Linked DNA regions of Mus musculus: region 2 is linked to region 1. Evidence: chromatin loops called from intact Hi-C (ENCODE). Cell type or tissue: heart. All regions are shown on one strand.

The links. Hi-C counts contacts between places; a loop is a spot of excess contacts. Peaks named below come from ENCODE experiments on the same cell type or tissue, not always from the same donor. Only the 100,000 strongest peaks of a DNase experiment are listed, where the experiment ranks them.
Region 2: it touches region 1 in a loop (3-fold over the local background); 6 of 42 quality-filtered maps call a loop at or near these places.

Annotation. Positions count from the first base shown.
Region 1 is chr17:8,870,891-8,873,390 of GRCm38, forward strand. The region is part of intron 1 of Pde10a (phosphodiesterase 10A); the gene reads left to right. Among named protein-coding and RNA genes, the nearest start is that of Gm34321, 51 kb to the left of the region's middle. In heart, no CTCF peak of the experiment used is centred here; DNase peaks (open chromatin) are centred at 1,231 and 1,431; H3K4me3 peaks cover 584 bases; H3K27ac peaks cover 619 bases; H3K27me3 peaks cover 19 bases.
Region 2 is chr17:8,806,189-8,808,688 of GRCm38, forward strand. The region is part of intron 1 of Pde10a (phosphodiesterase 10A); the gene reads left to right. Among named protein-coding and RNA genes, the nearest start is that of Pde10a, 5.7 kb to the left of the region's middle. In heart, a CTCF peak has its summit at 1,386 (motif pointing left); no DNase peak of the experiment used is centred here; H3K27me3 peaks cover 1,722 bases.

The DNA.
Region 1 (2,500 bases):
AGCAAGGCAGAGGAAGGGGTCAAACTCCGAGGGAATGAGCCGAGTTAGGAGAGAGACGAAAAGTGGGTAGAGGTTCAGAGAAATCAGAGAAATGTTGAAGTGGAAAAACCGGAGCGCCGTTCTCAGGAAACAGAAGGTCATGTGTCAGGGGATAATGATGTGTCTGAAGGCTCAGGAGCAGTGGGACAGGGATCAGGGTAGGGAGTGGTCCCTGGGGAGTGGAGGAGCTGGCAGGGCCATGCTTCTCTCAGACTAGTTTTTTGAAGTGTTAGTGAGGAGGACTAAATGGCTGGGTTGTACTTACGTCAAGGCCTCTGCAACATCACAGAGGCTTTGAAACCTAGGCAGGTAAAGTTGATTCAGATCATAGAGACACAAGGGAAAAGGTGGAAGGTGAATTATAGAGACCAGAGACTCAATAGTGCTGAAAGAAGGGGCGAAGGGCAGAGTAAGGATACAATGTATCAGGGCGCAGAGTTATCAGTATTTGTCTTAACAAGTACATTTGAAGGAATAACCTATAATAGGCTCAGTGAGATATCAGAATGGCCAGAGACCCATGAGGGTGTGGGGTAGGACACGCAGAGATGGTTGTGAATGGTGGTATAAAAGCGGAACTGCCTTTTTTATTATCTGTATGTAGAGCACAGTGTGAGATAAGTGATCCGAGTTTACCTCAATGCCCCTGTGTTTGCTGCATCCATTCTGGTTTAACGAACGAACGAGCCACTTCTTTAAATATTTCAAGTGTGCTGTAGAGTTGGCCTGGTGGCAGAAGCCCTGTAAGCCTAGCAACTTCGGGGCTAAGGCAGGAGGATCACAAGTTCAAGGCCTGCCTGGTTTCCAGAGAAGTTCAGGGCTATCCCTGGAAGCTTGGCAAGACCTTATCTCAAAATAAAGAGTGGAAGGAAAAAAAGGGGAGGGGGGGTGGGACATGGCTCAGTGGCAGAGTACTTGCTTAGCTCTGAGACCTTCCCACGCCCTACTTTCTCCCAAAACAGATCCATTAAAAGTCACTTTTAAAACAAGGAAATTTTAAAAAATGTTTTGTTCACATAGTTTTTTGTTTAGACCCCCCTTTCAGGAAACTTTCTTAGACTTCCGTACTGCTGGCTTGAATGATATGACTGTTTGAACCCCATCTGACCCAATATGACCCCGCCCCTTCCCTTGTCATTAGAGGTATCCACAACAGCAGAGTTTTAAAAGCAGTTTGTGTTTCCATCCCGGAAGAGCCTCTTCGGTGAAGCTAACATACGTCACACGTAGCTTCCTTTGAACTCTCCTAAATGAAATTCCTGCAAGCACTGATGAGGCAGCAGCTGCTATACACAGCCCAGGTCACTCCTTAAGCAAACGCTCTCTTAAGACCAGCATAGAGGGGCTGGGACTCTCACCATAATGAATGTGCCATACTGGACAGACAGCTGGATTTACTAAGCTGCTGGGCGCATAGCTTTGGCCCACATCCCTGCACGCACACACCTTCCTTCCCACAGGGCGCTCTCAGCAATTGTTGAAGTGGCAGACATCATCAGCTGATAAGATAAGAAGCACGTGCCCTCCCCACCCCCCAACGCCATCTGCAGGGTCCCTCCTGGCCTGCTGACGCACACAGCCCTCCCCTGATGTCAAAGGGCTGATAAGTAGCTGTTTGGCTTCCATCCTAAAGGTTGGGCCAGAGCAGTGAGAAGACTGTCCCAAAAGCAGCTCTTTTGGGGCTTTCCTTTTTTTTCCCCCCCTTGACCAGGCAAGATCCCCGTCTGTTTAAACTCTTTAGTGTTATTTATGAATTATTTGGCAGGAATCCTGTTAGCAAAGATACACCCCCATCCAGTACACATCCTTTGATTCTTTTTTCCTCTTGCCACTTGGAAGGCTCACGTTGTGTGTACGCGTGTGTAACTGATTTAATCTGATGAAAAGGGTGGTTTGTGAGTTCTCATTAAAATAAACAGCCCCTCAAGTTTTCTGAGATTGGTGAAGGGAGGGACCAGCTGGCCCACACCGGTAATTGCTTCAGCTGCTTTCGACCCCTGAGAGTGTCCAGTAATTAAGGTAGCGATGCCCAGTCATCTGTCTTCACACTCAGAATTTCAGGCCCGGTACTGCACAGTGAGGTAGTGCCAGGAGACTGGGTTTGCCCTTTTCCTGGGCGTTAAGTTGGAGCCAGAATTTCAGAGGTGATGGGTGACTGTGAAGGGAGTGGAAATGTCCTGTTTGTGCTTAAATCTCTTGATTCATAGGCTAGAGCTTAGTTCTCAGAGGTCTCGGTGCGTCCTTTGAACATGGCTGCAGTGTGCACTGCTCTGATACTTGGATTCCATTTATTGGAGTTCCTGGTGACCAGGAGAGTTGGACTCACTGTTGATAGGGAATGTGTTGCTCTCTGTGGTGGAGGGTGGGATGTGTGGCAGCAGCAGAGGACCTCTGAGGGAAGGATTCAAAGTGGATCGCCTCTGTCAGGAGAGGAGGGTGGAAACTCCAAGTAGTCTGTCAT
Region 2 (2,500 bases), 65 kb before region 1:
TCTGCTATCCATGGAGGGGTGAGCTGGTTCTTGGCTAGGTCAGAAGTCCAAAGGGCAAAGCTATTTAAACTGGGTGGTATTATACTATTTAGATTATTAATAGGCAATCCATGGAATCCTACTTTTAATTTGAAATAAACCTATGTGGACAGAGGAATTTCCTGAAGGTTTAAATGAGAAAGAGCTAGAAAATCAGAAGACAGGCCTTCTATCTCAAATTGATACATTGCTCTTGGAGGGTTTTTTTTTTTTTTTGTTTTTCACACAAAACATTTTGTGTCCTAAAACAAAGAAAAGCATGTTGAGTAGCAGGCAGGTTGTGTGAGGAATAGTGTGCCAACCAGCACAACTGCCACCCTGCGTATAACACAGTCCGTGCAATGGAGGAAAGCCTTTTTTCAAGTCTGGAGAAGAACTCTAAGGGGCAGGGAATCTATAGCTGTGGCAAAGGCAATACTGGCACCCAGAATGGCCCTGGCCAGTGTATCTGCTACTACCCCGCCTTCACGCCTGCTGTCTGGCTTACTTTCTAGAAGGCAGGCTGGAGAGGACTGTGGGCAGGGTCTTATCTTTGTTCTGATGCTGAGGCATAGACAGGGGTAGACTCATAAAGAAGCTACATTATCAGCTTGTATAGGAAATTTCACGGTTCCAATAAAGCAGAGCCATGTATGAGGAAGAGGTATGCTATCCATATGCAACCTGGGCACACGTGGCCTTGGACCCAGAGCTGGCACTAAACTCTAGTGGCCCAGCATTCAAGTGTGTTCTGCAGAATTGGTTCTCATGGGGCTATAGCTCCAGGAGAGGGTAAGGTTTGCTCCTGTGTTCTCAGCAGAACTACAAGGAGATTCAGAAGGAGGTCAGACCAGAGCCCAGCTTGGAAGACCCTGTTAGTGTTTCATAGGATGTCAGGCTCAAGTCTGGAGGAAGCAGGGGAGAGAGTTCACCTGGCAGAAGCCCCAGGAAAACCTACTGGGCAAAAAAGGCACCTCTGAAAGTCATAGCCAGGAGCTTAACCAGCCAAGGGGAAAGGAGTCACAGGCCTATGCTAAGGACAGTCTCTGTGTTCCTAGACGGGTGTGCAGGAAAGCCAGAAGGCCTTCCATGGTGAAGGTGTAGCAGAGGCTATGTCTCTGTGGCAGTCCTCAGCAGTGGAGACAAAGCTGGACCTGTGCATGACGACACACAGGGAGGTGGAGGCTAGAAGGATAGGTAACATGATGGTTGGCTGTGTAGACATTGGATACCATGGTTCCTGGTTAGGAAGGCTGAGGGTGGGGGTGGGGGTATGATTGGGTTGGGAGTCAGGACTGTGAACCTTTGTAGGTTGTGGGATTCTTGGCTTGGGTGGTACCTGCTCTCTACTGCCCTCTAGTGGTGTAGAGAGCAGCTACCCGAAGGGAATAAGCAAAACACATCAAAACACACAGAGACTTCATACAGGGGGCTGTGAATGAAGGTCAATCTGGAAGGAGATCTGAGTGGTGTAGCATGAGCAGCCATGGTGTGGGAAGCAGTCAAGAGAAGAGCTGCCCGGCAGATGGGCCCTGAGCTGGAGGAGGAGAGTAAAGGCTGCACAGCTGGAGCTGGGACCTGCAGCCCAGATGTCTGGTATGTGATGAAGCCCGTAGATTGGCCAGAACAGGGCTATATACCAGGGAGAGTTATGAGCCACAGGCTTCTGTGATTTATATCCTGCAGGCTCATCTGAGTGTAATTTGGGAAATGAATCTTGGAGCTGTTTGGGAAGGGAGTATACAGGGGCCACCGAGTCAGGGGTACAGCAGTGGACATGAATCGTAGTTGAGGGCTCAAGTATTTGTGGTATCAAGTGCACTGAATGCCTGTTGCTTGGGGAATGCATTCCTGGCTTCCGGTTACTGGTAAGGGGCCCAGAGGAGGAAATATGCAGGCAAAGGCAGGTTTGGTAGGTTTGGCAGTAGGGAGATGGAGATGCTCAAGGTATAGCAGATTTAAAAACAACAACAACAACAACAACAACAACAACAACAAATCACTTAGATAAAGTTTTACCATCCCTAAGGCTGGAGAAGAAAAAAAGAGGCATGACATTTGATGCCCCTCTAAGGAGTCAGTCCATGGATGCTTTGTGTGAATCTGGAATTTCTGAGAAAAAAAAAATGGATGGTCTTGGTTGCAGAAGGAAGGGTATCATGGCGCAGTGTCTCTCTACTCTGAAGACTGAGATGTGGGAGGAGAGCGTGGGCCCGAGGATGCTGGCCTAAAGTGGGTTAGAAATGAAGATCGTGATCCCCTAGTGCTGAGGCAGCAGCTGAAGGGACGATGAAGAGGATTCAGGGCAGAGGGCAGAGGATGTGTTTGAAGGGGGCAGGGAAAAGTGGAAGAGTGCATCAGGCAGGAGTGGACTGAGCATCTGCAGGTGACAAGGGACAGACACACTGTGGCACTCAAAGAGGAGCCTCTGAGATGAAGTAAAATCCCGTGGCCAGCATGTGACTAGCAGACCTGTGGAGTG